2 separate regions of the Homo sapiens genome follow, and region 2 is linked to region 1. Evidence: read pairs that join two places in POLR2A ChIA-PET (ENCODE). Cell type or tissue: endothelial cell of umbilical vein. All regions are shown on one strand. Links, peaks and the distances in the headings refer to the core of each region. The heading gives the core; the rest is flanking DNA.

What was found. ChIA-PET counts read pairs that join two places held together with the same protein. Peaks named below come from ENCODE experiments on the same cell type or tissue, not always from the same donor. Only the 100,000 strongest peaks of a DNase experiment are listed, where the experiment ranks them.
Region 2: POLR2A ChIA-PET joins it to region 1 with 6 read pairs; 3 of 35 experiments call an interaction of 5 or more read pairs at or near these places.

What each region holds. Positions count from the first base shown.
Region 1 is chr17:51,212,460-51,217,684 of GRCh38, forward strand. It overlaps MBTD1 (mbt domain containing 1), which reads right to left. Exons shown (of 17, transcript NM_017643.3): 6 at 4,875-4,957. Among named protein-coding and RNA genes, the nearest start is that of MBTD1, 45 kb to the right of the region's middle. In endothelial cell of umbilical vein, for the core only: no CTCF peak of the experiment used is centred there; a DNase peak (open chromatin) is centred at 2,662; H3K27ac peaks cover 521 bases.
Region 2 is chr17:50,962,068-50,966,679 of GRCh38, forward strand. SPAG9 (sperm associated antigen 9) reads right to left here. Exons shown (of 30, transcript NM_001130528.3): 30 at 107-4,320. The coding sequence ends at 4,205. Among named protein-coding and RNA genes, the nearest start is that of TOB1-AS1, 98 kb to the left of the region's middle. In endothelial cell of umbilical vein, for the core only: no CTCF peak of the experiment used is centred there; no DNase peak of the experiment used is centred there.

The DNA of each region.
Region 1 (5,225 bases), core at 630-4,629:
AAACTACAACTGTATTTGAGGGAGAAAATGGGATGATTTCAACATTTCTGATCTTAGTAAAGACAGCATCAATAAGACATGGGATTATTAGTTTAGGTACCAAACAGAAGAAATCTGAAGTCTGTAAATATAAAACTGAAAGAAAATGACTTTATGTACATTTATACATTTTAGCCCGTGCTACAATACCCAGGAAAAAAAAAGTTTTACTTGATTTCACATGGCAAATAATGGGAAATAGAAGTGCTTCAATTTAGTCTTTAAGTAATTAAAAAATAATGAAGAGTGCTTAATTTATTTATCTATTTATTTTTGAGATGGAATTTTGCTCTTATTGCTTAGGCTAGAGTGCAGTGGCGCAATCTCAGCTCACTGCAACCTCCACCTTCCGGTTTCAAGCAATTCTCCTGCCTCAGCCTCCCAAGTCTAGCTAATTTTTTTTCTATTTTTAGTAGAGACGGGGTTTCACCATGTTGATCAGGCTGGTCTTGAACTGCTGACCTTGTGATCCGCCTGCCTCGGCCTCCCAAAGTGCTGGGATTACAGGCGTGAGTCACCGTGCCTGGCCTGAAGAGCATATATTTTTATTTATTTTTTGAGACAGTGTCTCATTCTGTCACCTAGGCTGGAGTGCAGTGGTACGATCAGGGCTAACTGCAGCCCTGACCTCCTGGGCTCAAGCAATTCTTCCCCTTCAGCCTCCTGAGTAGCTGGGACTACAGGCATGTGCCACCATGCCCAGCTAATTTTTTTGTAGAAATGAGGTCTCACTATGTTGCTCATGCTAGTCTCAAACTCCTGGGCTCAACTGATCCTCCTACCTTGGCCTCCCAAAATGCTGGGATTACAGGCATGAGCCACTGCTCTTGGCTAGAGTGCTTTAAAGCCAAATGTTCTGAATATACAGACATCAACTGAAGGCTCTGCTGGGTTAAAGTTAAATTACTAATAGAAAATAATCTGTGAATTTCTTTGATCTATACATTGCACCTAACTGGCATATAATACTGTATTACTATTTTGGAGATTTTTCCACCATTAGGATAGATATGGATACTGCTCTTAGGGGCTTAATTAAAAAGCACATTAAAAAAAAAAAAAGACTTGCATTATGAAAAATGGGTTAAAGCCCAAAGCTGAAAATTATAGTCCAGCTACTCAACAAAGTAGCAAGTATTCTTCATTTATAAGAGATGGACTAGCTGAACCAGATGATTTTAAAGATGCCTTCTAGCTTTGTGATTTAGGATTAATTAAAAGTGATATTACCCAATTTTAGTGGTTTCCAGCCTCAGGAACTGCCAACGATGGGGTGTTCAAATGTCAGGAGCCAAGGCTCTGGCAGCAACACCCCATCTCTGCCAGAACAATCAACGCAGTTTCCTCTTATCCTGTGTTCTGAGGTCTAAGATTTTTGTTAGAGAAAAGGGGAATTCTTGCCAATGTATGGCAAGTAAAGAAAAGAAAAAAAAAAAGGGCAATTATGATGCTTAAATAAAAGGTCTGAAAAACTAACCCCTAGATACAATAAAAGACATATCGGCCAATCATAATACACAGATTTTTTAGTAGTATATATGTGTGTGTGTATGTGTGTATATATATGTATAAACACACACATATATATATACATACACACATATGTATATATGCACATCATATATATATACACATACACATACACTTTTGTAGAGACAAGGTCTTGCTATGTTGACCAGGCTGGCCTCAAACTCCTGGCCTCAAGCCATCTTCCTACCTTGGCCTCCCAAAGTGTTGGGATTACAGGTATAAACCATTGTGCCCAGCCTAAGTAGAAATATTAAATGTCAATTGGGGCTTGATTTCCACTGCCGATTATAAAAAAAAAATTGTCCAATACTGTTGTAATTGAGTGACTGAGTATAAGCCACTATAAATAGTTACAGGAATTATCAAAAAAGATATAGTCCTATGATCTACTCTGTAGAAAGTTCTTTCTCAGAAGCTTACAGACAGACCATGGAAAGAAGAATTATATTCTTGAAATTCTATGATTTTAGAACTAATCACAGTAATATCTAAGTGCTGGAAAACAGAAAGTATTTATCTGGGATCCTTATTCTAGAAGAAGAGGTTGGGTTAAGTTAAAGAAGCCAGGGCTCTGACAGCGTCCCCATCCCAATTCCTGACTCAATCACAACAGCTCCGCTTCCGTGTTACATGTTACATGCTGGGTGTTCTTTCATAAATTATGTTTGAAAAAGAATCCCCTAGGAGCAGGAAAGGCTCCCGACTTGTACTCAAGTAGAAGAGAAGGCAGGTGTAGAGTCTGGAACAAAGAGGCCTTCCTGACTAATGAACCAGTTTCAGAGCAAGTATCAAGTCTTAGAAGACTTTGATGATACAAGGCAGGATCTTGTACTCCTAGTAGCTCCTGACTATAGGTTTTCTAAAGACAAAGCTAGTAACTCTCCTTAGAGACCCAGAAAACTGTTTCGGAGGGGACAACCAGGAAGAGTCAACTCTAAAGGACAAAATCAAGTGCAGCAATGAAGTGTGGCCCCCTTAACAAAATGGCTTCAAATGAATATGCCAGTTAAGAGAGCAAGCTCTTTGTACAAAAACATACCAAGGAATTACTAAGACAGATTTTTCCTGTTTGATAAGAAGGCAGTAAAGAGAGGTAAATGGAACAGGAAGGCACTGGGTCCACATAATTGAGAAACAGATGCCTCACTTCTGAGTGAGAAAGCAGAGGCTCCACATTCTTATCATTAATCATGTGGTAAGGTTAGCTGCTTGATTCCCTGATAGAACATTTCAATCTCAAAAAAGGCAGAATTGAACAAAGTCAATCAAGTTCATTATTACCATAGAGATTTTCTCATAAATAACTTTAATATAGTATAACAATTCAAAGATTTGGACAGAAAACAAAATGTTATGCTTCTGGGGTTGAAATGCCATTTTTTTTAATACCCTGACTACTTACAGAAAACAGTCTGATATGGTTTATAATATAAAAGGAGATACAAAGAGAGAGAAAGGCCATTCCGAAGGAGACAAAAGACAAATGTTCCAGGAATCTGAGATGAAAGAGTTACTGTAACTGAGAACTTAATCTAATTCTGAGCGTCAAGAAAGCAATATCCCAAGAGAAGAGAGTTAAAGATTTTCTTTTTAAAGATCTCTCTTTAAAGCTGCTATTGCTGTGTATGGAATATTTCTCACAAATGTGACACTATTATCAACATTACAGCAAAATAAATCACCTACTTTACACAGAAATAAGATTCCATTTAAGGCAAGATGTCACTGACTAAGGGCTTCATATTGTATTTTCAAGAATGAGAATTAGCAAATTAACCTGCTTGACTTTGATCAAACTCCTTTAATGGCCATGAATCAGTGAAAATTCACTTAGATTTCTACAACAGGAACCTAAGCTCAGCTTTGTTCATATGCTGTTATCTAAAAATAAAGCCCTAATTTTTTTTTTTTTTTTTTTTTTGAGACTGAGTGTCGCTCTATTGCCCAGGCTGGAGTGCAGTGGCGTAATCTCAGCTCACTGCAACCTCTGCCTCCTGGGTTCAAGTGATTCTCATGCCTCAGCCTCTCGAGTAGCTGGGACTACAGGTGCCCACCATCACCCCTGGCTAATTTTTGTATTTTTAGTAGAAACGGGGTTTCACCATGTTGGCCAGGCTGGTCTTGAACTCCCGACCTCAGGTGATATGCCTGCTTCGGCCTCCCAAAGTGCTGGGATTACAGGCGTGAGCCACCGTGCCCGGCCTAGAGCCCTAAGTTAACAAAATGTTAAATGCAAACAAAAGTTCATGTATTTTCTAAATTCTCTTTTCTTCTTAAACATGTATAGCAGCAGAAAAGATCTTTAAGTATTAATTAAAGTTGTAGTCAGGTTAAACAAGTATTGGACAGAATTAATCAAATCTAAAGGAATAAAATAATCAAAAGGAAAGAACTTGTCATCAGATAAATTTTAAACATAATTCTAAATTATTTTAAATGCTCTGTAACAATCCACTTGCTGAAAAGAAAACCTTTTAAAGGGTTTCTCATGATATATATATATAGCACATATTTTAGCTCACAATACTATGTTACTAATAGTTCCTTGTTTTTGTGACTTAACATTTGGAGACAAAAAAATTAGAAAAAAGATCCTTCCTCTTCTGAATTATCAGTTCAAATTGCAGATTTAAGTAACATACACAATGAATGGTTTGTTAGGTCAAATCGTATGACATTGTCAATATGCATATTTTTGATATACAATACTAGCAATTTCATTTACTTTCATTTTTTGTAGAAAAGAAGTCTCACTCTGTAGCCCAGGATGGTCTTGAACTCCTGACCTCAAGTGATCCTCCTGCCTCATTCTCCCAAGTTGCTAGGAATACAGTTGAGCCACTGTGCCCGGACAAAGCTAGCAGTTCAACTTAATATGAACATCTGATGAGGCTGGGTATGGTGGCTCATACCTGTAATCCCAGCATTTTGGGAGGCAAAGGTGGGAGGACTGCTTGATGCCAGGAGTTTGACACCAGCCTGGGCAACACAGCGAGACCATGTCTTTACAAAAAAATTTAAAAAATAAATAAATATAAAAGAAAATTAGTATTTATAAGAGAAGACTAGTACTTCTCCCTGTTTAAAATAACTTCAAACTGCAATTTCTCTATAGGAAACTTGTACTTACAAAACTTACAGAAGTTCTTGTTAACTATTATTAAGTATAATAATAAAAGAAGCATTTCAGTTACAAGACATAAAAACAAACACCTTCTAAGGATAAGATGCTTAGGTGTTATTGTACCTTCAGATTTAAACAATGACTAAGTACTTCAAAATAAGGTGAGAAATTCTGTACTTACATGTTTAAAACAGGTAACCGGAGCTGCTATAAAGCTATTGCTATTGATGTAGTTACCCCAGCTGAAACCTTCCATGGAGACTGCTAAAATGAAACAAATTTAGATGTATTATAATTCTCAAATCTTTTATTTATAAGAAGGTTATCATTGTTAAAATGTGTGAAAGGACATAAAATTAATTTATCCCATTTAAAGAACGTTTTCTTTATGTAAAGATCAAATAACTTCTCTAAATAGCATGAGCTTTGGCTTATATCATATTTGCAAACAAACAGGAGTTTCTTTATGTTTTTGAGACTGAGTCTCCCTCTGACACCTAGGCTGGAGTGCAGTGGCATGATCTTGGCTCAC
Region 2 (4,612 bases), core at 613-4,612, 250 kb before region 1:
CCTCAGGAATGACATGTGTGATGGGGAAGATTATTGGACTTGCAAATAAAAACCAAGTTCAGATCCCCAGGAACGGTAAAAACAAAACAAAACACACTAGACCTCATACATGTTCATATACATATTTATATATATCTCATGTACAAAGTTACATTCTGAACCCCAGGGATTCCATAATAGAAATAAATACTGAAATAACTACATTGCTAAATGAGCTCTTTGCTCATAGAAATGAAGCTCAGCCTCTAAGAGACAGCAAGTGGGACATTCTAGAACCCATTTTTCAGATTATAGAGGCAAGTAAAATTCTGATAGAATGTCTTGGACAAAAAACGAATTTGGAACATAAAATGGTTAAGATATATTCAAATAGAGAAATGTATGACAAAATTAATAAAACTTAATCTTTTAAGAGAAAAGACAGACATTTAGTGTTACAGAATAGCATAACCCTGTTAGAAAAGCATTTATGATTTCCACATTTAATTTTCTCTTCTACTCTTCCCATGTTACAAAGTGGGACCAAATGAGTCCCTTTCTGAACATGATCAATTAAGAAGAGCCCTAAATCTGGTTGAGTCCTTTGGTAACGGTCATAATACTCACAAGGAAATAAATATTCAGTTCCATGGCATTTGCAAGACACATGTTCTTTAGGACAGTTAATATTATGACACATCTGTTTTATTTTGTTACTAAGGCAGCCTATGTTAAAGGGTCTCGTCTCAAATGTAGGAAGACCTTTACAAGAAATGAACAATACAGTAACTGAAAGAATTGATTTTAACCTTTTCTATGCAAACACAATCTGAAAAGTTATGTGCTGCATATTGTGCTCAAAATGTTTTATACTCTCCACAAGCTGCAATTAAGAGATTCATTCCTATTTTTAAAATTTAGATCCACATGGGTTAGAGAAAAATACTCTCAAAAGTGAGTTCCTAGAGAATATTATCCCTTTGCCTCACAGAGATTTTAACCTGCATTTAAGAGTAAGTGTTAGGTTGAGGCATATGATATTGTCGCTTTTGCAGATCAGCAATGGTTGAACACTGGCAATTTCATATGGTTCAACCTTGCACATGACTCAAGTGTAAAAAAAGGAGAAACCTTCAAGTATTCCTTATTTCTTCCAATAGGGGTACACTTTTTTTGTACAGTGAGATCAACCCAAAGTACGCAAGCCTCTTCTCTCCCTTGATGTGGTAGCTACAGGCAGTTACATTCCTTTGCTGCTTGTGAGAAGCTTACATTTTGGCATTTTCTTCCAAAAATTACCACGTTGACCAAAGTAAACATTACAAGAATATGAACTTGTTATTGGGGGAAAGGGGAAGTGAAGCAATCTGTAGAAAATATTTAACTGAAATTACAAACATAAGGACAAGCCTTTAAAGCAAATTATACAGGCATTTTTGTCCTCTCTCTGGTCCCTGCAGTTAATTAACAGGGCCACAGATAATCTGACATCTTTAGATAAAACAACTACACACCTATATTACTTAAGTTAAAGCCAGTAAGTTCAAAAAAAGCAATTACAACCATTTGACATGTTTGTATTTTTCATCTCTAACTCCTGATTTCCTAAATTACATTCAGTCATACAAACATGGCTGAACAACAGCAAATGGGATCTGACTCTGGGATGTTTACTTCTTGGGATTAAAATTCCCAAACACTTTGGTGTCTCTTTCTTGTGAATCTATACAACATTTCCAATAAATGTTTAATAATGATTTTTTAAAAGATATTGCCAAAAATGGCTCAGATTTAAGATGAAATAAAAACATAGCAAACAAGCTATGGAAAAGTAGCCTACATTTTGGTGCCCTGCAAAAAAGTGACTAAGTAGCTCAAGCAAAAAATTATTCTTTTAATACAGCTTTTACCAAAACAGTTTTAATACATGAGTGGCTACAATTTTATTGTGTACACAATGTGCTTATAGTCACATGTGGCCCAATGGATCCAAATGCCTCCTCTGGCTCATGAAATCCCATGTACTTCACAATCTAGCCTAATCGTGTATATGCATAAAAGCCACTGGTATACTTTTTACAGACATCTTTGTATAATAGTCCAGAAAAAAAAAATCAGTGGTACTTAAGAATGTTTAGACAATTTGACATCTACGTTTGCTTTCTTTTCTTTTCAGTAGTCCTTCTGATGATTGGGGGCCTTTATCCCATAGGTTTATACTGTTAAAACAGTACATAAAATTACATTTAGCTTTGCTTCGGACCGGCGCGGGGGCTCACGCCTGTAATTCAAGCACTTCGGGAGGCCAAGGCGGGTAGATCATCTGAGGTCAGGAGTTTGAGACCAGCCTGGCCAATGTGGTGAAACCCTGTCTCTACTAAAAATACAAAAATTAGCTGGGCAGGGTGGCACACACCTGTAATCCCAGCTACTTGGGAGGCTGAGGCAGGAGAACTACTTGAACCTGAGAGGTGGAGGTTGCAGTGAGCTGAGATCGCACCACTGCATTCCAGCCTGGGCAACAGAGCCAGACTCCGTCTCAAAAAAAAAAAAAAAAATCATATTTAGCTTTGCCTAGAGTAATAGATAAAAAAGGGTAAATCACACATTTTCAAGAAGCTTGAGAGGGAAAAAATTGCAGCATCGTGGTTTTAAAAAACTTATTAAGCAAGAAAATCAGTGAAATCCAGACTTTAATCTATTTTTTGCTTGTTTGTCTGTTTTGAGACAGGGTCTTGCTCCGTCACCCAGGCTGGAGTGCAGTGGTGCTATCAAGGCTCACTGCAACCTCCACCTCCTGGGCCCAGGTCATCCTCCCACCTCAGCCTCCCAAGTAGCTGGGACTACAGGCATGTGCCACCACACCCGGTTAATTTATTTTGTTTTTTTTTTTTGGTAGAGACAGGGTTTCGCCATGTTGCCCAGGCTGGTCTTGAACTCCTGGGCTCAAGCAATCCATCTGCCTCAGCCTCCTAAAGTGTTGGGATTACAGGCGTGAGCCACCATGCCCAACCTATTTTTTTTTTTTAATGGGCATTGTGAATGAAAATATGTAATGTCAACCTTTACTTTATGGTATCTTAGGTTTGTCTTCTTCCCCTTCATAGTTTTCCCCTTTGAGGATAACCCTTCAAGCTCAAAAGGGCACAAAAGCTAAAACGTTATTCACGTACAAAATACCAAGTATATAGCTGTTCTGCAGTTTGATACAGAACAAAAGAAAATAACTTTTCTAATTAAATCCCTCATTCTGTACTTAGGCCAGACTCCATCCCCACTACAGTTTTACTTGTATTAACAGGTTAAGAGCAATCTAGGAACATTTGGCAAACAAGTACATTTTTTACATGGAAAAAACTCAATCAACATCACCATTCTCTGGTACAAGAAATACAAAACACATTTCCTTTAAAAAATCCTCCCAGTGCTGAAGTATCTTCTAAGCTTCCCAGAGTATGTCCTAAGCTTTATAAATAATAAATCTTTCAGACATGTCAGTATGAAAATGAGACTGGTCTCAAAAAAAACCCATCAGAATATTCAGAGAAGTAGGCCTCATAAACTTTAGAGCTCTAATAAGTCAGAAACAGGAAACGTTTATTTAAATAGTGTAGTCTTAATTTCTTTAATATAAAACCCCCCCAAATCTGATGAAAACAAAGTTTTATATACCATATAAACAAGATTTGTCAGATTTGAAAGTGAAAGTTAAAGTAATTTACAGTTAGCTTTTAACCCTCTCGGGACATTTAGATACATCCTGATAATCCATCTTGTATTAGTGTGTGTCAATTTTACAATACACTGGGGAAAACTCAGCTATTGTATTTAACGGTACAGTTTCATTTATCAAGTGTTTCCCATTAATTCCATTATTAGTGACAGCTAACAAGTGACCCCATCAAATGAAGTGAATGACATTAGACTGTGGCAGAGTAAACCACATCTGGATTGCTTTCTATAATTCACCAGTTTGCAGGAAGTAAACATTCTTTGATTTGTTCATAATATACTGAAGTTACCTATAACACTGGTGCAGTAACACAGCTAGTTCCTCTGTATTGTTATGGTAGAACGGATTTTGTAATATAAAGTTAACAGGAAAAAATGCTCACACATTATGTGGTGAAACTTATCTCACAAAAGAGCATTAAATAAAAGGATAGAGGGAAAATAAACCATGCAGAAGAGACGGCTTCCCCATCTCCACCTGTTTCCCATGGGCTCACTCATTGCCATACATCACTTGCCACACTATCAAGTGACTCCTTTCTGCTTTGGTGACAGAAGGTTCAAGTGGAAGATCCTCTCCAAGAAGTTCTGATTCTCCACCTTCATCACCTAGTGAATGATAAGAAGACTCAAGTTAGGCTGAACACATAAAATATAGAATGATGTGAGTCAGATGTAATGCTCGTGGTTAGTCCATGAACAAGATGCCCAAAACTTGTCTGACTTTCACTGGAGAGTAAATAGTAGAAGAAATACTAAGAGTCAGAATCCTCACCCATATTCACCCAAGCCACTGCTTGACTTCAGAAAAGGTTAATTCATTTTTCAGACTGTATTTATAAAATCCAGTTCACTATACTACGTTAAAAAGCCACCCCAACATGTCTGCATACCGATGGTC